2 separate regions of the Homo sapiens genome follow, and region 1 is linked to region 2. A link is an interaction called in ENCODE POLR2A ChIA-PET data of the cell type or tissue named here. Cell type or tissue: OCI-LY7. All regions are shown on one strand. Each heading gives the region's core, and the rest is flanking DNA. Links, peaks and the distances in the headings are about the cores only. Region 1 holds the start of LOC105369724 (a long non-coding RNA gene). Region 2 overlaps SINHCAF (SIN3-HDAC complex associated factor).

Region 1 (11,289 bases), core at 5,749-8,248, 440 kb before region 2:
CTTTTTTTTAAAAAAATCCTTAGAATTTGGGAGAGGAGTTATTATAAATTAATTTAGAAAGAATTGAAGTTTTATCATGTTGAAGCATCCTATATTATCAAGTTATGCCTTTTTATTTGTTCAAACCTTCTCTTTTTTTGAGACAGTCTGGCTCTGTTGCCCAGACTGGAGTGCAGTGGCACAGGCTTGGCTTACTGCAACATCTGCTTTCTGGTCTGAAGCCATCCTTCCACCTCAGCCTCATGAGTAGCTGGGACTAAAGGCTCAAGCCAGTAACGCCCGGCTAATTTTTGTATTTTTTGTAGAGACAGGGTTTCACCATGTTGGCCAGGCTGGTCCCAAACTTCTGAGCTCAAGTGATCCACCCACGTTGGCCTCCCAAAGTGTTGAGATTACAGGTGTGAGCCACCACGCCTGGCTGCAAACCATCTTTTATTTCCTTTAGTAGCGAGTTTAAAGTTTTCTTCGTTTAGATTTTGCACATTTATTGTTAGATTATTCCCAGAAATTATTTTTCTGTTGCTATTGTAAATAGATGTTTTTGAACTGCTTATTGTTTGTATATATGAAAATGATTGATTTTGACTGTTAATGTCATGCTAGTCCACCTGAATTCTCTTATGATCTATAAAATTTTGTGTTTTTCTCTCAGGTTTTTCCATGTATATAATCCTATCATCTAGAAATAATTTATAAAATTACCACATCCTTTCCCTGTAAAACCATTTTTTCCCTTTTCTAAAAGTTTAATTCTGTTATAATAAACTTAAAACTTAACCATATTTTTGAGATATAATTCAAGCACAAATAAATTTCACCATTTTAAAGTGTGTAGGTCAGTGATTTTTAGTGTAGTCACAAGGTTGTACAACCATCACCACTAGTTTCAAAACATTTTTATCATCCCAAAGTGAAACTCCGTAGCCATTATTAGTCACTCCTCATCCTTCCTTCCCCCTAAGCTCTGGCAGCCACTAGTCTATAGTTTGTCTCTGTGGATTTACCTATTTTGGACATTTCCTATAAAAAGGGAAGCTTTTTGTATATAGCTTCTTTCAGTGAGTACAATGTTTTTGAGGTTCATCTATGTTTTAGCATCTTTCATACTTCATTCCTTTTTATGACTAAATAATACTCGATTTTATGGATATACCACATTTTGTTTATCCATTCATCAGTTGATTAACATTTCAGTTGTTTCCTTTTTTTGCTATCTTATATGAACATATGTTTTCAATTCCCTAAGGTACGTACCAAGGAGTGAAATTGCTCATCATATTAGTAATTCTAGGTTTAAGTTTTTTTTTTGTTTGTTTTTGAGACGGAGTCTCCCTCTGTTGCCCAGGCTGGAATGCAGTGGCGCGATCTCGGCTCACTGCAAGCTCCACCTCCTGGTTTCTCGCCATTCTCCCGCCTCAGCCTTCCAAGTAGCTGGGACTACAGGTGCCTGCCACCACGCCCAGCTAATTTGGTTTCTGTATTTTTAGTAGAGATGGGGTTTCACCGTGTGGCCTCATGATCCACCTGCCTCAGCCTCCCGAAGTGCTGGGATTACAGGCGTGAGCCACCACACCCGGCCTCTAGGTTTACCTTTTAAAGGAACTCCCAAACTGTTTTTTTACTACCATTTCATATTTCTACCAGCAATTTCCATGGGTTCCTATTTCTCCACAACCTCATCAACACCTGTAATTGTTTTAAAAAATTATTATACGGCTGGGCCCAGTGGCTCACACTTGTAATCTCAGCACTTTGGGAGGCTAAGGCGGGTAGATCGCTTGAGGTTGGGAGTTTGAGACCAGATCGGCCAACATGGTGAAATCCTGTCTCTACTAAAAATTTAAAAAATAGCTGGGCATCGTGGCACATGCCTGTAGTTCCAGCTATTCAGGAGGCTGAGGCATGAGAATTGCTTGAACCCGGGAGGCGGAGGTTGCAGTGAGCTGAGATGGGATCACACCACTGCACTCCAGCCTGGGCTACAGAGTGAGACTCCATCTCAAAAAAAAAAAATTAAAAGTTAAAAAAATTAGAGTAGCCATCATAGTGGGTATGACTTAGTATCTCCTAGTTTTGATTTGTAATTCCCTAATGATTAGCAGCATTGAGCATCTTTTCATATGCTTATTGGTCATTTGTTGTCTTCTTTGAAGAAATGCCTATTCAAATCCTTTGTCTTGGCCTGTGGATGGCTCATGCCTGTAATCCTTGCACTTTAGGAGGCCGAGGCAGGCAGATCACTTGAGGTCAGGAGTTCAAGACCAGCCTGGCCAATGTGGGGAAACCCCGTCTCTACTAAAAATAAAAAATAAAAAATAAATTAGCTGGGCGTGGTGGCGGGCGCCTGTAATTCCAGCTACTCTGGAGGCTGAGGCAGGAGAATCACTTGAACCTAGGAGACGGAGGTTGCAGTGAGTGGAGATTGCGCCACTGTACTCCAGCTTGGGGGACAGAGCAAGACTTCATCTCAAAAAAAAAAAAAAAATCCTTTGTCAATTTTTTAGTTGGGTTGTCTTTTATTGCTGAATTGTTAGAGTTTTTTATATATTCTAGATACAAGTTCTTTTTTTTTGAGACGGAGTCTTACTCTGTCCCCCAGGCTGGAGTGCAGTGGCACGATCTTGGCTCACTGCAAGCTCCGCCTCCCGGGTTCACGCCATTCTCCTGCCTCAGCCTCCCGAGTAGCTGGGACTACAGGCATGCGCCACCACGCCCGGCTAATTTTTTGTATTCATAATAGAGACGGGGTTTCACGGTGTTAGCCAGGCTTGTCTCTATCTCCTGACCTTGTGATCCACCTGCCTCGGCCTCCCAAAGTGCTGGGATTACAGGCGTGAGCCACCATGCCCGGCCAATTCAAGTTCTTTACTAGAATGACTTGCAAATATTTTATCCTTTTCTATAGGTTGTCTTTTCAGTTTCTGGATAATGTCCTTTGTAGCACTAAAGTGTTTAATTTTGGAGTAGATCAATTTTTCTATTTTTTTCTTTTATAGTTTGTGTTTTTGGTGCCATAACTAAAAAAACATTACCTAATCCAAGGTCACAGGGATTTACATCTATGTTTTCTTCTAAGAGTTTATAATTTTAGCTCTTATGTTTAGGTCCTGATCCATTTTGAGTTAATTTTTGTATATAGTGTATGGTACTCAGGTGCCAAATTCATTATTTTGTATGTAGATATCTAGTTGTTCAGAACCATTTGTTGAAAGATTATTCTTTCCTCCATTGAACTGTCTTGGCAGCCTTGTTGAAAATCAATTGATGCAAGAGTCTGGGTTTATTTCTGGACTCTCAATTCATTGTCCTCAACTACATGTCTATTCTTATGCCCATACTACAGTCTTGATATTATAGCTTTAAGCAAAGTTTTGAAATGGGGAGGTGTGAGTCTTTCAATTTTTAACTTTTTCAAGATTGTTTTGGTTATTCAGGGCCCCTTGCAGTTCTATATGTATTTGAGGATCAGCTTTTACATTTCTGAAAAAATTAAAAATGCTGTTGGAATTTTGACAGGGATTGTGTTGAGTCTGCAGATTAATTTAAGAAGTACTGATATCTTAACAATATTAGATATTCCAATCCATGAAAACAGATGTTGTTTCAACTAGTCTTCTTTCTTTTTCTCTTTTTCTTGCTTCTCTTTTTGGTTTTCAGTAGGATCTTGCTCTGTCACCCAGGCTGGAGTACAGTGGCGCGATCATAGCTAACTACAAACTCAAACTCCTGATCCTCCTGCCTCAGCCTCCTGAGTCATCTCTTTCAATGATCTCTTTTTCAGTATGAGTCATCCATTTCTTTTGTTTGTTTGTTTCTTTTTTTTTTTTTTTTTGAGACGGAGTCTCACACTGTTGCCTGGGCTGGAGGGCAATGGCACGATCTCAGCTCACTGCAACCTCCACCTCCCGGGTTCAAGCAATTCTCCTGCCTCAGCCTCCCGAGTAGCTGGGATTACAGGTGCCCGCCACCACACCCAGCTAATTTTTTTGTATTTTTAGTAGAGATGAGGTTTCACTATGTTGGCCAGGCTGGTCTCGAACTCCTGACCTCATGATCTGCCTGCCTCGGCCTCCCAAAGTGCTGGGATTACAGGTGTGAGCCACCTTGCCTGGCTGAGTCATCCACTTCTTTTGTTAAATTTGTTGCAAAGTATTTTATTATATTTGATGGTATTATAAATGGAATTATTTTCTTAATTTTATTTTTGGATTGTTCATTGTTACTTTATAGAAATACAACTGATTTTTGTATATTGATCTTGCATTGTTGCACCATTCTGAGCTTGTTTATTAGCCCTAATGGATTTTTTGTGAATTGTTTAGGGATTTTTATCTCATCTGCAAAAAAAGATAGTTGTCCCTCCTCTTTTCCAACCTAGATGCCTTTTATTTTATTTTCTTGCCTAATTGCCTTGGCTAGAACTTCCAGTTCAATTTTGAATGCAAGTGATGACAGCAGGCATTGTTGTCTTGTTTCCAATAACTTTTAACTTCTAATTTTCCCCCAAATATAAAGATAAACACATTAGATAGAAAAATATTACTGATAATAGTAGTCATCATTATTTAAAATCTTTTGTTAATGGGAGTACTTCTAATATTTTCCTTTGAACATAAGCTGTCTTGAGGTTAAAATAGATTCATATTAAGGAAATGTCTTCTATTCTTTTTTTTTATTTTTCAAATTTAATTAAAAAAATTTTTTATTTCCTCATTCTTGCTGTCAACTTATATTCTTATTCTTTTATGATCATTTTTGATTGAAAAGTAGATGGGCCAGGCACTGTGGTTCACATCTATAATCCCAGCATTTTGGGAGGCCGAGGCAGATGGATCACTTGAGGTCAGGAGTTCGAGACCAGCCTGGCCAACATGGTGAAACCCCATCTCCATTAAAAATACAAAAATTAGCAAGGCATGGTGATGCATGCCTATAATCCCAGCTACTTGGGACACTGAGGCAGGAGAATCACTTGAACCCAAGAGGCTGAGGTTGCAGTGAGCTGAGCTGAGATCGCACCACTGCACTCTAGCCTGGGTGAAAAAGCGAGACTCTGTCTAAATAAATAAATAAATAAATAAATAAATAAATGTTAAAAGGTTTTTTTTTTGTTTTTTTTTTTTGAGATGGAATCTCACTCTGTCGCTCAGGCTGGAGTGCAGTGGTGTGATCTCAGCTCACTGCAACCTCCACCTTCCAGGTTCACGTCATTCTCCTGCCTCAGCCTCCAGAGTAGCTGGGACTACAGGTGCCTGCCACCACGCCTGGCTAATTTTTTGTATTTTCAGTAGAGACAGGGTTTCACTGTGTTAGCCAGGATGGTCTCAATCTCCTGATCTCATGATCTGCCCACCTTGGCCTCCCAAAAGCTTTTAATCAAATTATTTTTCAAAGTCTGTTGAGTTGATTGTCCTTGGGTCTCTTTATAAAATAGATTTCCTAATAATTTATTATCCTTGTATTTCTGAAATAATCCCCATTTTTGTCCTTTCATTCTTGTAAGGTATTACAGGATTCTTTTTCCTAGTACCTAGTATTATTTCATCAATACATATAAATGAGATTAGTGCTCAGGTTTTTTTCTACACACCTTGTTAGAGTTAGTGTCAAACTATTCTTGCTTCATAGAAGTATTTTAGATGGTTTCTTTCTTTTTTTTATGTGTTAGAAAAGCTCACATAGCTTTGGAATTGTTTCCTTAAAGGTGGAATATAACCACCTATGAAAATATCTAGACCTGGTACTCCTTTTGTGGAATAGCTCTTTATACTTCTTTTATGGTAATTATTTGCTTATTTAGATTTTCTGTTTTTTTTTTTAAGATCAGTTTTGGCAAGTCATACTTTCTTTAAAAATAATCCATTTTATCTAGAATTTCCAAATTATTGCATCAAGTATATTTTAGCTGTTTTTCCTAGTTAACTTAGCTAAAAGCCTATCTTTTTTATTTTTCAAGTAACCAGCTCTTGGATTATATATTTAATTCTACTTTTTTTCTAATTAAGTAGTTTCTATTTTTATTTTTTCAATTTCTTTGCTTTCTTAGCTTTGTTTGGCTGATCTTTAACTTCATTCATTTTGATGCTTTCCTTCTTTCTTTCTTTCCCTTCCTTCCTTCCTTCCTTCCTTCCTTCCTTCCTTCATCTTCTTTCTTTCTTGATGGAGTCTCGCTCTGGAGTGCAGTGGCACGATCTTGGCTCACTGCAATCTCCGTCTCCTGGGTTCAAGTGATTTTCCTGCCTCAGACTTGTGAGTAACGGGGATTACAGGTGCCTGCCACCATGTCCAGCTGTTTTTTGTTTGTTTGTTTGTTTGTTTTTTTGAGACAGAGTCTCCTCTGTCGCCCAGGCTGGAGTGCAGTGGCACGATCTCGGCTCACTGCAAGCTCTGCCTCCCGCGTTCAAGCGATTCTCCTGCCTCAGCCTCCTGAGTAGCTGGGATTAGAGGCATGTGCCACCATGCCTGGCTAATTTTTGTATTTTTAGTAGAGGCGGGGTTTCAGCATGTTAGCCAGGATGGTCTCCATCTCCTTACTGCGTGATCCACCCACCTCAGCCTCCCAAAGTGCTGGGATTACAGGCATAAGCCACCGTGCCCGGTCCTCACCTACTTTTTTAGTAGAGACAAGATTTCACCATGTTGGCCAGGCTGATCTTGAGCTCCTGACCTCAAGTGATTTACCCACCTTGGCCTCCCAAAGTGCTGGGATTATAGGAGTGAGCCACTGCACCTGGCCTATTCTCTTATTAACTAATACAGTGAAGTTTTCCAGCTGCCTTACGATTTGTTCACCTGTGGATGTGACCTACTTTGAATATTTGTAGAGCCAGATTCTAAGATACGTTTGTGTCAACATGACTTGGAATATATGCAATTTATATCTGCTTAAAAGCCAAAATCATTTAAGTGTGCACAGATAGCCAGTAACAGGGATGGTTAAACTTAGTGCTTCATGTAACTTCAGTCTGCTTTGACAAGGACAGCTAGGCCCTCAGCTTTATGCAAACTTTCTGCATTGTAACTTGTTTGCTCTCTCTCAGACCCAAACCCCACTCCATATACCTATCCACCAACTAAACTGTGCTGCCTTGTCCTTCCTTTTCTTTTTTGACACAGTTCATTAAGTTCAAGACTTCCCCTAGCAAACTGAATACACCCTTTTCTCTTTTCTCTTTCCACAGCTGCCTTTGCCACAGTTTCTGCTCACACACCCCTTCCCTGAGAGGTTTCTAGCTTAGGCTTTGAGTGTCTTCCTATTGTCATAGCCTCCTTTGATAAAGTCTTGCCTTGCTGAGGTCTAGACTTGCATTTTTGCTTTGGCACCACAAGAGATACTTTATTCCTAGAACTCCACTGATTTTTGGATAATTTTGCTGCTAGTGACTTTTGCTTATTAAATAGTATAACTATTTTACACATGCAGCAGGTTTTTGGACTCCCACAGTACAATCCCTAGATACAAATCCGGATCAGTATACATGTCATTATGGCATATTATTAAAGTATTTATTTTTACATTTTTTGTTTTGTTTCTTCCTTTTTTTTTTTTTTTTTTTGAGACAGAGTCTTGCTCTGTCACCTAAGCTGGAGTGTAGTGGTGCAATCATGGCTCACTGCAGCCTCAACTTCCCAGGCTCACGTGATTCTTCCACCTTAGCCTTCCCAGTAGCTGGTTCTACCTGCGCTTGCCACCACGCCAGGCTAATTTTTTTGTAGAGACAGGGTTTCGCCATGTTGCCCAGGTTGCTCTCAAACTCCTGGGCTCAAGCAATTTACCCGCCTCGGCTTCCCCAAATGCTGGAATTACAGGCGTGTGCCACCATGCCCAGTCAAATTTTTTGCTTTGTTTCTTTTTTTTTTTTTTTTTTTTTTGAGATAGAGTCTCGCTCTGTCGCCCAGGCTGGAGTGCAGTGGCGTGATCTCGGCTCACTGCAAGCTCCGCCTCCCGGGTTCACGCCATTCTTCTGCCTCAGCTCCCGAGTAGCTGGGACTACAGGCGCCCGTCACCACGCCCGGCTAATTTTTTTGTATTTTTTTAGTAGAGACGGCGTTTCACCATGTTAGCCAGGATGGTCTCGATCTCCTGACCTCGTGATCCACCCACCTCGGCCTCCCAAAGTGCTGGGATTACAGGCGTGAGTCACTGCGCCCGGCCTTGCTTTGTTTATTAATATTGTTATATATAAAGTTTCAGTGCCGCAAAAGAAATAGCACTCGAATATAAAATTTTCTTTTTAATTCTCAGCAAGGCAAGGTACTTCTATAGAAGGGTGCGCCCTTACAGATGGAGCAATGGTGAGCACACACTTGGACAAGGAAGGGGAGGGGGTTCTTATCCCTGATTCAGGTGGCCCCTGCTGCTGTGTCATTCCCCTATTGGCTAGGGTTAGACCGCCCAGGCTAAACTAATTCCGATTGGCCAATTTAAAGAGAGTGATGGGGTGAGTGGTTTGGCGGGAAAAATGGTTATGACAGAGCAGGTAATGGGAATGAGTCAGGGTGGAGCAGGTCATGGGAATGAGTCAAGGTGGAGCAGGTAATGGGAATGAATCAGGGTGGAGCAGGTAATCAGAACGCGTCAGGGTGGAGCAGGTGATTGAAATGAGTCAGGTTGGAGCAGGTGATTGAAATGAGTCAGGTTGGAGCAGGTGATCAAAATGAGTCAGGGTGGAGCAGGTAATTGAAAAAGGTTGCTTTATGAGGAAGTTTAAAAGTAGAAGGTAAATAATTGAACATACTGACATATTCTTTGAAAACAAGTTTAGAATTCATATCTAACAATATGACTTTTTTTTTTTTTGAGACGGAGTCTCGCTCTGTCGCCCAGGCTGGAGTGCAGTGGTGCAATCTCGGCTCACTGCAAGCTCCGTCTCCCGGGTTCACACCATTCTCCTGCCTCAGCCTCCCAAGTAGCTGGGACTACAGGCACCCGCCATCACGCCCGGCTAATTTTTTGTACATTTAGTAGAGACGGGGTTTCACCATGTTAGCCAGGATGGTCTCGAACTCCTGACCTCGTGATCCAGCCGCCTTGGCCTCCCAAAGTGCTGGGATTACAGGCATAAGCCACTGCGCCCAGCCAACAATATGACTTTTATTACTAAGTTCTGCATTTGTAATGAAGCTGCCCCTGCAAAATTATGACAGTAAAAGAAATCTGATGTAATTGACTCCATCCTGCTTCTTACCTCCAAGCTGTTCTTGGTCATACCTGGGCACAGACCAAGCTAACTCTGGGAGGAATGTAGTTGTCAATAGTTTAACTTCGGGCCAGGTGCGGTGGTTCATGCCTGTAATCCCAGCACTTTGGGAGGCCAAGGCGGGGAAATCACCTGAGGTCAGGAGTTCAAGACCAGCCTGGCCAACATGGTGAAACCCCATCTCTACAAAAAATACAAAAAATGAGCCGGGTACAGTGGTGGGTGCCTGTAATCCCAGCTACTTGGGAGGCTGAGGCAGGAGAATCGCTTTAACTCAGGAGGCAGAGGTTGCAGTGAGCCAAGATTGCCCCACTACACTCCAGCTCAGGGGCAACAGAGTGAGACTCTGTCTCAAAAATAAAAATATATAGTTTGGCTTTGAAGCAAAGATTATAATAATCCTTCCCTAAAATGAATTCCCTCCCTGTTCAGGGGCTGAAACTGCCTTTTTAAAACTAATGAAAGGCCATAAGATTAGGGTTATGGGAGGGGCCTGAGTTCTGCTAAAATGTAGGCATAGTTTCTACAATCTCTTATTGCTCAGGAGTCCTGTGGCCAGAGGTCACAGGATTTGTGACTTCTCCAATTGCTCCTATAGATAACACCACTACTGTAAAACCTGAGATTTTTTTTTTTTTTTTTTTTTGAGATTTTCTCAGACTGACTCCACCTGGACTCGTGACTCATGACTCAGCTGGTCCTGTGGCTCCACCAGAAGTGGACTAAGTGCACAAGGACTATTTTCCACACCCCTGTGATTTCCTCCCTGATCACTCAGCAGTACCCATTCCCTAGCTCCCTGCCCACCAAATTGTCCATTAAAAACCCTAATCTCTGAGCCTTCAAGGAAACTGACTTGAGGAGTAACACCATCTTCTGTGTGCCTGGCCTTGTGTCAAATTTTTCTCTACTGCAATGCTGAGGTCTCAGTAAATCGATTTTTGTCTGTGCAGTGGGCTGGAAGGAGTCAACAGGTGATTATAGTAATTCTATATAATATTCTTTAAGATAAGTGTAGAAAAGAATTTCAGAAATTTATTTCATTGTTCATAACTTGTAATAAAGATATTTAAAATACAATGTTTGAACACTGCTTCAGCAGTATCATATAGAGTCTGATGTGCAATATTTTTGTTATCATTACTTTTTAGATGGTCTGCAATTTCATTTGGATTTTCCTCTTGGGCCCGAGAGCTATTTAAAACCAAGATATTTTATTTCCAAATACGTAGGGGCTTTGGTTTCCTCCTTATATTATTGTCTTCTAGTTTTATTGCCTTGGTACTAGATAAAGTTGTCTGTACTGTTTTATCCTTTTTTTTTTTTTTTCTCTCTTTTTGAGACAGAGTCTCTCTCTGTCACCCAGACTGGAGTGCAGTGGTGCTATCTCGGCTCCCTGCAACCTCCACCTCCCAGGTTCAAACAATTCTCCTGCCTTCGCCTCCGGAGTAGCTGGGATTACAGGTGCCTTCTACTTTGCCTGGCTAATTTTTGTATTCTTAGTAGAGACGGGGTTTCACCATGTTGGCCAGGCTAGTCTCAAACTCCTGACCTCAGGCAATCCACCTGCCTTGGCCTCCCAAAGTGCTGGGATTACAGGCTTGAGCTAGTGTGCCCAGCTGTACTGTTTTATCTTTTTGAAATTTATTGAAGGTTTTTTTATTGGAAATATAAAAATATGTATTTTCTGTTTTCAGAAGCACAGAATTTGACATATATCTACCTTACTAATTATAAATTCACTATACCCTTGTTTGGCTTTCTGCATACTTTTGAGAAGAGTTAAAGTATCCCACCATTAATGTATTTCTCTCTACTTTTCTGTTGTAGACCTTGAAGGAAATTAAAATATTTTAGCCCCAAATATATTTCTTTGACATATTTTGAAATGGCTGCCCCTTGGTCAGAAAACGGAAGTGGCCTAGCAAAGCTGTCCTTTGTGGGGAAAATTTGCATCTGTAGAGAATCTCCACTAATGCAGCCCTGCCTCTCTTTTCTATTCCTTTCCCGATCCAGGAGAGACTGGCAGTCTGGCACCTTTAAAGGTGTGGAAATAAACTTTTACCATGTATTCCCTCTGAGGGAGGCT
Region 2 (11,289 bases), core at 3,113-5,612:
GTGATCCAGTTTTTTTCATCTGTAAAATGGTAGTAATACCTATTTTAAATAAGTTGTAATTAAGCCAGTGACATGATTGATAAATATTAGCTGTGTTGTCCTCACAACACTGGGAAGTAGACATTTTACAGAAGATAAAACTGAGGCCTGTGTCAGTTATCGTTTCTGGGGAAACATTAAGTAAATTTTTAGTGGAAAGAATGAGTGTCTTTGGTCCCCTCCCTTACCTTAAGAAAGCAGTTCTGGGAAGACACTGCCCTTGACTCTTGGTTGTCTTTTCAATTCTGATTCAACCATTTTACATCAGAAAGTCCTGCGGAAACCTGGAAAATGTCATTTTTCTTTCTTCCTGATTTCTCTTGTCCACAAGATTGTCTTGTATTTCCCACACTTAAGTTTTGATTTTGGGGTGTTATAAATTGAGACTTTTTTGTTGTCTTTTGTTTCTCCAGTTTTTTATTGAATCTGCAACTAGGATTTTTCTGTATTATGGAAATAATCTGGAAATGTCATCTAGTCCAAAAAGGGAGTTTGTTTTCAAGGTAGGGAGGTTTTCTCTTTGCCTCAGAAATACTAATGTCACAGGTACACCGCTGTTACATATTCAAGTATGAAAGTTACAGTTGAACTAAAAGAATTTATTTCTAGCTTTGTATTTAGTTGTTTTCCACCTATTATAAGTTTGGTTTGGCTTACTGTTATTTTAATTTGGTAAATGTTAACTGTGCTGAGTTGAAGTAGCTCTCATTTCTCATTTCTCCCCACACTAGTCTAATTTCCTTCCCCCTGCTCCTGCTTGAAATAAGCAAGAAACATTTTTTCCTATAGCTTTTAAAACCTCAGGTTTTTTTTCCTGCAAAAGTCTATAGACCAAATGTTAAAAAAAGACTCCTTTTTAAAAACATTAAAAATATTTCTATGATCAATAGTGCAAACAATGACTCCTTTCAAAACATTAGTTTTTAAAATTCACGTCTTTATTGTAGACACCATTTCCCATTCCATGCCCTTAAATATACTGTTTATATTAATCTTGGCTGCCCCACTCTTTGAGTAGTTAGCAAATTCTACCCGTTTCTGTGTACTATGTACAGCCAGCACCTGGTTGTAATACAAGACTTAGTTTCTGCTCTACAGCGGTTTACTATTGAGTAGAGGAGATAATGCAGTAAACAAGAAGTGAAATCTTATGTGGTAGGTGTTCTAATAAAGGTATGGAAGGGTTTTGTAAAATAAGTAATTCTTAAGAGAATTTCCCAGGTCAAGGGGATAGAGGGTAAGCCGTCTCAGGCAGAAATAACAGCCTGAGTAGAGGGTGGCTAGTTATTAAAGTTTGTTTGACACTCCTAGAATATCAGAATTCCAAGTTGGGAGCAGCTGGTAGGCAGGAGCAGATCCTGAAAAGCTTTGAATTCCTTGCCAAGGAGTTTAGATACTATCATGAAGCCAGTGTTGGTACCTTGGAAGGGAAGATTAGTAGTTGAACTTTAGGAAGATATCACATGTTTAAAGGATGTAGGGAAGTCAGTTACAAGGTTCTGACAGGAGTTCATGCACCATGATGAGGAACAAACAGGCAGTGGGGATGGAAGTGAAGGAAGAAACAGAATTTCTAAGGACTTCACAATAAATTTGATGGAGGGCCATGCAGAGGGTGAAGGAAGAGCTCAGTTGGCTTCCAAGTTGTTTTTGTGTGACTGTGGATGACAACCAAGATAGGTAAATAGAGGAAGAGCAGATTTGGAGGGAAGATTATATAATCAATTCTCAGGGTATTTAAAGATTGGAATGGATTGGTGGTCAGTTGGCCATATTTATCCTAGAGCTAAGGGGAGAGATTGGACCAGGGAATGAATAATAGGTATTACCAATAAGGTTGGTTAGTAACTTCCTGCGAGTGGATTGCCCAAAGACAGAAAGCAAAATGATACCTGAAATGTAAGAGGAAAAAAAGAGAGAAAGAAGAAAGATTGGTGAGTAAAAAGAATTGTCAGAGCTGAGTGCATACCTTGTGCCGATCTTTGTGTTGATGTTGTGTTGATGCTTTACAGATACTATTCAGGAGATTTGGATTTGTCATTATTATTTTGAGACTGAGCTTTGCTCTTGTTGCCTAAACTGGAGTTCAGTGGTGCGATCTTGGCTCACTGCAACCTCTGCCTCTGGGTTCAGGCAATTCTCCTGCCTCAGCCTCCTGAGTAGCTGGGATTACAGGCGCACGCCACCAGGCTGGGCTAATTTTTTGTATTTTTAGTAGAAACGGTGTTTCACCATGTTAGCCAGACTGGTCTCGAACTCCTGACCAGGTGATCCACCTGCCTCTGCCTCCCATAGTGCTGGGATTACAGGCGTGAGCCACTGTGCCCGGCCTGTCATTATTTTATAGATGAGGAAACAGGATTAGTGAGGTTAAGGAACTTTCCTGAGGTTTGGGTCAAATCAGGTGTGTATACTATCATGTATCCATTTTCTTAACATTTTTCTCAAGTTTGAAAATGGGAGAACAGCTTCATAGAGGAGTATATGGGGCTTTTCATGACCTTAAAGTCTCCCTGAAAAGGCTAAGTTCCTCTTTTCCCACAGACCTGGGCTTAAAAGAAAATCTTTAGTAATCAGAATTTTACCTTCAGTTAAATTTGTTGTATATATCTTGGGATAGATAGCATTTATTTTTCTGTAATGTGCAACTCTTATAAATTCAAGGAAATAAACAGAATTTCCCAATGTTACAGAAGGGCAAATAAAATTAGGAGTGACTTCCTATTTAGTTGTAAAGACAGAAGCAGAAATATACTCCAAATTGACTCATTGCAGACCCAAGTATGGTTATATTTTCTAACTCATAATCATCCATTAAAAGCAAATAAATATTCTTTCTGACACTTTCAGTTTTTTTTTTCATGTACTGGAATTCCTCTTAATCTAGAATTGGGAGACCTAGTTTTGTTTCTCTTTTTTTTTTTTTCGCTCTACCAAAATTGGAGGGGCCTGGTGTTTTACACTATCTAAAGCCCAGAGACTTGAATTTGTAATTTTATTTTTAACCTATGCCATTTCAGTTGAAGACTTGTTTATTTCTGAGTTTGACCTCTTTCCTATATAGGATGAGTTTTAGGCTCTTCTGCCAAGTGTGGATTCCATAGACAGCCACAGTTATAAATGCTTTACCATATAATTTCTCAGAGACAGGGCACATGTTTGAAGAGGCTGTTGGCAAACAAGTGGGGTCTGCTACCCCTTTCTCAGTTTTATTCTAGACAGATTTACATTTATCCCTTAAAGTTAGCTAAATTCAGGAATTTTGCTGAGATGTAGGCTGCTATCTAGAAGCAGGTAAGAGGAAATAATGTCTTACTGCTCCATGGGTTTCCTTAACTGCAGATGAAACATGTCTCATTATTGGGGAATACTGCAGCCAAATAGCCTAGCCGCGGGAGAATACAAAGCATTTAGTCCTGTTGACCGTTTGTGAAAAGTGTTGCTCCAGTTACACTGTTAGTGTTTACTGGATGCTGTACTTAAATGTGATTAATGATAGCATATGATTGACTAAAATGGTGTCAGTGGTGGCATTACCAATTACAGGAACTCAAGTATCCCCACAGTTTGTGATCGCGAGTATTTTTTCGTGTTATTTCTTTTCCTTTCCCATCATCATGATTTCTAGTTTGGCTCTAAAGAAATGCATCTCCTTCACTTCAAAGTTGTCTTTGGTTGCTTAGTTCTTTTTGTCTTTGTTCACTGCTGCTTCCTTCCCACTTTACAAATCTTTCGCTTGTCTCCTGTCTGCAGTTTCCTTCCCATTCTGCTCTGTGTGTATTTAGATCTTACCAGTCTATTTCGTAGTCTCTCCCATGGAGTGTATTTTCTAATTTGTATCTCTCCATCTGTATGTCTTTGAGGAAGTTTATTTAAGCTCTCTGTGCTTTTTTAGATTACTCTTAAGGTGTGTCTTGATAACCAAGGTTATTGGAGAGTGATGCTCTTGGTTAAAAAAAAAAAAGCAGGAGGTAGTAAAGTGAAAGTAAGCTTCTTTTATGCTTGTACTCCTCAGAGGCAACCACTATTTACTATTTTTAAGAACCAATTTAAAAAGAAGTTTGTGTAGTTACAGTCTCATTTTAAAAACATCCTGTGAGATTATACTGTATTACTACTGTTCAACTTGCTTTAAAGGTTGAAACAGCGTGCTGTGGTGTTTCAACCATAATTTAACCAGTCTGAAAATTCGTTGACATTTAAGTCACTTCAACTATCTTGTGTTTTTTTTTTGTTTTTAAAGACTTAGGCCAGTTGATTTTTAGAAAGAAAAAAATGATAATTAGAAGCTAGGGTTTTGGTTTATTGGAAACTTAAGGATAGTTTCATTTGGGAGGTTGTTCCCCTAATTTGTGCATATCAGAATTTCAGTTCCCAAGATGACTTGGACAGTTGTGAAGTTAACTGTTATTTACCACGTTTGACTATTGCTCTCAATTTTCTTCCATCTAGTCCACCCAGTGGTATTACTGAGTTTTGAAAGGTACTTTTGAATATTAAAAAACGCTTTACTTCTGAATATATAAAAAAGCCAGAAGAAGGAATCTAGAAAGTGGAATTGGGGAAGTTAGAGTAAATAATGATGTCCTTCAAAGCATGCATGCCAACTAAGGTGAACTTAACATATGTTAAATTCATCGTAATAAGAACCCTCTCCATATCCTTAAATGTGAGTTAACACCCTTATAAAGATTTAAAAAGACAAGAAAATAGTTGAATTAAATTCATCACCTTTTCTCTGTCTCCTATTCCATATTAAAAAGGGTACTAAAGCTCTAAAATTTGCATTTCAGTATTTTTCATTCTGTTTCCTGGTTGGAGCTTAAAATGAACAAGTATTTAGTATTGCTGAGATTTATAAGAGATAATCTTTAATCTTATTTATCAGAAAACTTTTCTTAAATAGCGTCTTTAATATAAACTATCGCTGTGAAACTCTTTTTCTTTCCTATGTATATTATTATATTCAGTAAACTTATGTGTTTAATTAGATGTAAAATTAGACGTTATTCTTGATCTTTGGCTTCCCAATTTCATTAGATGGGATTAGAATTGTCCCTTTTGTGTCTTTGATATATTGTGGTTATCTCATCCCTTTCTTGACTCATCAGCACCAAGGTTAGATTCATTAAGTTAGATTCATTAAGATCATTAAATTTATATGAAACCCACAGCTTTAAAGTAGAAGAAAACCCTACAAATCAGCCAAAACAGATGTTTAGAATTGATTGTTGTGTTTTAAAACTTTATTTTTTTGTTTATATATATTGTCCATATAATTAGTTATCTTTTTAAATTGCTTTTGCTGACTTAGCTATTACCTTTAATCTTTTTTAACTTTGGGATATTCAGTTTATTTGGTCAGAGCTATAATTATGGCATGGTTTTTTTTTTATTTTTTATTTTTGAGATGAATTTTTGCTCTTGTCCCCAAGGCTGGAGTGCAGTGGCACAATCTCGGCTCACTGCATACTCTGCCTCCCGGGTTCAAGCAATTCTGCTGCCTCAGCCTCCTGAGTAGCTGAGATTTACAGGCGTCTGCCACTACTACGCCTGGCAAATTTTTTTATATTTAGTAGAGACAGGGTTGCGTCATGTTGGTCAGGCTGGTCTCAAACTCCTGACCTCAGGTGATCCACCCACCTTGGCATCCCAAAGTGCTGGGATTATAGGCTTGAGCCACCACGCCCGGCCATGGTTGATTGTTTTTAACTGTTACAGTATTAAAACAATTTTTGGGTTTTTGGCTAATAGTAGTCAAAGAAAGAATGCCAGTGAAAGTGCTTTATAAAATGTAAAGTGCTATACAAATGACAACTTAAAATTTAAGCAACACATTTATTACACCTGTGAAAGCAAATAAAAGAAAAAACTGATCAACACAGTCCTCCTCTAAATTTCTTTCTGGCCCAGGAATGTGTGTATATTGCAAAAACAGCTATGTCAGAGATAAGCGTTACAAACTCCCATAAATAGGCATGTTTTAACTGTAACCTTTCAAATCCTGAGGAACTTCTCAAAATGTTTGTCCTATTTGAAGAAACTTCAGACAGCATACTGTAGACAGATAGATGATGATAGATGGTGTCAGAAGAAAAGATAAAACTGGTCCAAGATGGCTGCAGTTTGGACATATGCATAATTAAACCACTGCCTACAAACTAAAGCTGACCCCTTGGGTTTGTAACTGGAGTTTGTTAAATATTTTACTGACAGATACTGGTTGTAAACTTGTTTATCAGATACAGAACAAAGGCAGGATGGAATCAATCATCCTTCCACCAGACCCTAAGGTGCCTACACAATTATTAACTTTTCTCTTCTACCCACTCAACCACATATTTACTTGACTTTAGGCATAACATCACTGAATATGAACCAAATTCTCAACTATTGCTTCACCATACCGCACATATTTTCCTGTTTAAAAAATATATAAAGACTGTGCCTCATGCAGTCTACTTCAGAGCACAGGTAATAAGCTACTGGAACTTGTGCTTCCTGGGTGCGCATCCTCAAGCTTTGTGTTTGCAAGCAGCACATTCAGATTCAGAACACCTCCTGACTTAGTCAATCTAATGAGAAGGTATTAAAAATTATGGAGAACAAATCCTCTAAATCGACTAAATCCCCTGCAACTGCAGAACATCTGATTCCACCTTTAGAAACCCCAGCTGGGTTAATATACAGTACTTGGGGTGCCTCATTGTGTAATTACTTAAACAAATGGACCAGGATGACTGAAGAATGACTCCACATCACAATGGCCTAAATGCAGATCCTTTGATATATGCAGACCAGGATGGAAGGTGCTAGTGCAAAAATTAAGCAACCAGAATGGGGAAACTACTTCCAGTGGTATCTTGAAAGTAGCAAAAGTGGGTAGGATGATCTTTCTTCCTTATAGAATGCTGATAAACAACTTAGAGGTGTTAACAGATAGCTCTCAAATATACTCTCCTATTAAAAAAAAAAAATCTTCAGAAGTACCTCTCTTTGGGCCTCCTTCACCACCTACACCTTCACTCTATCTTCATCTTTCTTTTTTTTTTGAGACGGAGTCTCGCTCTGTTGCCCAGGCTGGAGTGCAATGGCGCGATCTCGGCTCACTGCAAACTCCGCCTCCCGGGTTCGCGCCATTCTTCTGCCTCAGCCTTCAGAGTGGCTGGGATTACAGGCGCCCGCCACCACGCCCGGCTATTTTTTTTTGTATTTTTAGTAGAGACAGGGTTTCACCGTGTTAGGCAGGATGGTCTCAATCTTGTGACCTCGTGATCCGCCCGCCTCGCCTCCTAAACTGCTGGGATTACAGGCGTGAGCCACTGTGCCCTGCCACTCTATCTTCATCTTTCTAACTCTCCAGGCTGGATCTGATTTTTCTTCTTCTGCCATCTCTTTCTCCTTGTCTGCCACTTGTTAGACTGTGACAGGAAACACGGCTCCAAAGGCCCCTGCTCTTGTTGTCCTTCCACCTACCCTGGCAGCAACCTCTTGTTCAGAAGTGACGGACAGGAACTCCACAGGAATGCTTCCTGTGGTTGCCTCATTCTGGGAACAGCCTATGATAGGTGGGGGATTCCTAATTCTCTTTCTCTTTTTTTTAAGGGATTAAAACATTTAATTGGCCGGGCGTGGTGGCTCACGCCTGTAATCCCAGCACTTTGGGAGGCTGAGGAGGGTGGATCATCTGAGGTCAGGAGTTCGAGACCAGCCTAGCCTGGTCATTATGGTGAAACCCCATCTCTACTAAAAATACAAAAAATTAGCCGGGCGAGGTGGTGGGCACCTGTAATCCCAGCTACTTGGGAGGCTGAGGCAGGAGAATCGCTTGAACCCAGGAGGTGGAGGTTGCAGTGAGCCGAGATCGTGCCATTGCACTCCAGCCTGGGCAACAAGAGCGAAACTCCGTCTCAGAAAAAACAAACAAACAAACAAAAAAACATTTAATTACACATATACACCCAGATATTACACATATTCAGTGCATTCAGAATCCCAGCAGGATGTTTGTGGAAATTAACAACTTATTCTGAAATTGTTTTGATAATGAATAGGGCCAAGAATAGCCAAGATAATCTTAAAGAATAAAGTTGAAAGACTTATCAGGTATGACTTATAAAGCTGTAGTAATTAAGATAGTATTAGTGGATAATATACAATTATATGAAAAGAATAGAGCATTCAGATACAGCCCCATATTGAATTTATGACAGCAGTACCACTGCAGTGCAATAAAGAAAAGAGTGATCTTGGCTGCATGGGGTGGCTCACACCTGTAATCCCAGCACTTCGGGAGGCCGAGGCAGGTGGATCACCTGAGGTCAGGAGTTCGAGACCAGCCTGGCCAATATGGTGAAACCGTCTCTACTAAAAATACAAAAAAAAAATAGCTGGGCGTGGTGGCGGGTACCTGTAATCTCAGCTACTTGGGAGGCTGAGGCAGGAGAATCGCCTGAACCCAGGAGGTGGAGGTTGCAGTGAGCCGAGATCGTGCCATTGCACTCCAGCCTGGGCAACGAGAGCAAAACTGCGTCTCAAAAAAAAAGAAAAGAGTGATCTTTTCATTAAATGGTGCTGGGTGATCTACATATCCATGGGGAAGAGGGCCAGGGAAGAATCTTTGACCCTTACCTTTAATGCCATGTAAAAATATCACAAATTCTAGAACAATTAAAATCTAAATTTGAAAGGAAAACAAACTTCTGGAAGATAATAATGGAGATTATTTTCCCGACCTGGAGGAAAGCAAAGATTTCTTAATCAGGACGCAAAAAGAGCTAGCTACAAAAGAAAATGCTGATAATTTGTACTACATTAAAATTAGGAACTTAAGTTCCTCAAGACTCAGTTAAATGAGTAACAGTGAACAGAGTAAAGACATCTATGAAACATATAACCACCACAGGTCTTGTATCCAGAAGATAAGCACATGACTGAAGAGGATACCTAAATGGCCAATAAGTTCTAGGACCCATTTGGAATCAGGGAAATGCTTATCAAAACCACACTGAGATACCACTGAAATAACAAATGACTGATACCAAGTGTTGGCAAATATCTGAAATAAATGGAGCCTTCATACAATGATGGTATGAGTGTTAACTGGTACCATCATTTTAGGAAACAGTTTAGCAAGATCTACTGAAGGTAAATTTACACATTTTCTATGACCCAGCAGTTCTATTCCTAGAAATACACACACTCACACACACACACACACAAAATACGTAAAACAATGTTGAAAACACATTACTTGTAGTAGCCAAAACTGAAAATGTCCCAAAATGTCTATCGACCCTAGAATGGATATGCTGTCACACAACGGAATTCTATACAGTGAAGAAAAATAAAAAATACAGCATGGATAAATCTCACAAATGTTGAACAAAAGAAGCCAGACTGAAAGAGTACATTCTGTATAGTTCCAATTAAGTTTAAAAACAGGAAAAACCAATTGATGGTGATAAATGTCAGTTGTTACCATTGGGACCAGGGAACAGTGACTGGGATGACACCTGTAGACTGCTGGTACCATCCTCTTTCTGATCAAAAGTTACTTCTCCTTTGCCAGCTTTGTCAAACAGCTAGCTGAAAGGCTACCATAAACAAAGTATCAGGGGCACCCAGGACCAATCAAAAGGCCACACATTCTTGAAAAGATACTAGTCATTAAAATGGAAATAGCTGGTGGATGCCACCTTCATCAAGTGATCAAACTTAGCATCATCAACGCTGGGACAACATTCCTCCCATCTTTGGTCTGACCCACCACCCCACTTAAAAGTTCCACAGTCTTTGGGTTAGGCTGGCTTTCTCCAGAAATGTTCAAGTATGGAGTGATAAAGTCACTGGGAGACATGAAAAATTCACCATTTTTCTCAATGCTTGCATACTTCAAAAATATTGTTATAAGCTCAGTTGGATCTGCTCTCTCAGTTAAAGCCACCTTGGCAGCCGCCATGCTTGGCCCTGGGTCCAGGGGGCTGCGGGACCCACTCACTGGCTTGCTCATGCTCGGTCCCAGTGGTTCACTTCCAGTACCAGCAGCGTGTGTGCCCGGCCTGCCTGGAGTCCTGATTCTCTATCAACCCTAGTCGAAGGCCAAATTATGGGCCATAGTTAAGGAATTTCCTGACCCTTATGAAGATCGGATTTGCTTTACCAAAGAATTTGAACTCACAATTAAAATCTATGACCCAGGTCATTCTGACATTTATCGGCTTGTCTACATGCTGGTTTCAGCTGCTTAAGCTAAGGAATAGCTAGAAAAAGCACAGTGTGGTTGGATCCCCTAACAGATCTTGTTCCTGAAAATCCAGTATGACCTCTGCCACAGCCAACTCCCCAGCTTTCAGAAGATGGCTCAAAGACGCGTGGGTATGAGCAGCTTCTCTGTTAAATGCCATTCCCTTGTTTTTTTCAAAAGATCATAGATTACGGCCGGACACTTTGGGAGGCCAAGGCGGGTGGATCATGAGGTCAGGAGTTCGAGGCCAGCCTGGCCAACTGGTGAAACCCCATCTCTACTAAAAATACAAAAATCAGCCAGTCGTGGTGGCACACACCTGTAATCTTAGTTCCTCAGGAGGCTGAGGCAGGAGAATTGCTTGAACCTCAGAGGCGGAGGTTGCAATGAGCGGAGATTGTACCACTGCACTCCAGCCTGGCGACAGAGTGAGACTCTCTCAGGAAAAAAAAAAAAAAAAAGATCGTAGATTAGATTAAAATCCAGCGATGCTGCCAGAATCCAGATGGGCCTGTTGTAGATTTTTTTACCCACTTTGATAAAACATGAAAACAATATTGCAGATGTCAATGGACAACTTTGAAAACAATAAAAATGACATATTATTAAAATTTCCCAAACAATTTGGGTGATGCACTACCCACTCTTGTCAAATGTCACATGACTGACTAGGTGATGGCCAGAACTAATGACTGGTCAACTGGCTGACCAGTTGTCCTGCACAATGATGAAAAAGGAAAATCAAAAGGCTGTACACTTAACAATGGTAACACTTAACCTCTTAAAACTCCCAGGCTAGGAAGTCTTGGTCCTAAGAACTCTTCTCCCCTTGTCTGTCACTACTACAAGAAACTAGGCATTTTAAAAGGAATTGCAGGACATTGAAATGGAAACAGGATGATAAACTGGAAAACTAGGACTCCTCTGAGGAAATAGGGGGTTTTCATTTCTCCCAATATGCTGCTTTAACTCACTCTTTGGGAGAAATTAACACAATAGTAGGC

What was found. Peaks named below come from ENCODE experiments on the same cell type or tissue, not always from the same donor. Only the 100,000 strongest peaks of a DNase experiment are listed, where the experiment ranks them.
Region 1: POLR2A ChIA-PET joins it to region 2 with 11 read pairs; 2 of 35 experiments call an interaction of 5 or more read pairs at or near these places.

The regions. Positions count from the first base shown.
Region 1 is chr12:31,755,757-31,767,045 of GRCh38, reverse strand. LOC105369724 (a long non-coding RNA gene) reads left to right here and starts at 9,945. Exons shown (of 4, transcript XR_931501.3): 1 at 9,945-10,174. RefSeq lists a silencer at 116-329 and an enhancer at 9,777-10,071. In OCI-LY7, for the core only: no CTCF peak of the experiment used is centred there; a DNase peak (open chromatin) is centred at 7,225; H3K27ac peaks cover 863 bases.
Region 2 is chr12:31,310,328-31,321,616 of GRCh38, reverse strand. All of the region lies in intron 1 of SINHCAF (SIN3-HDAC complex associated factor), which reads left to right. Among named protein-coding and RNA genes, the nearest start is that of FLJ13224, 8.3 kb to the left of the region's middle. In OCI-LY7, for the core only: no CTCF peak of the experiment used is centred there; no DNase peak of the experiment used is centred there; H3K4me3 peaks cover 1,692 bases; H3K27ac peaks cover 987 bases.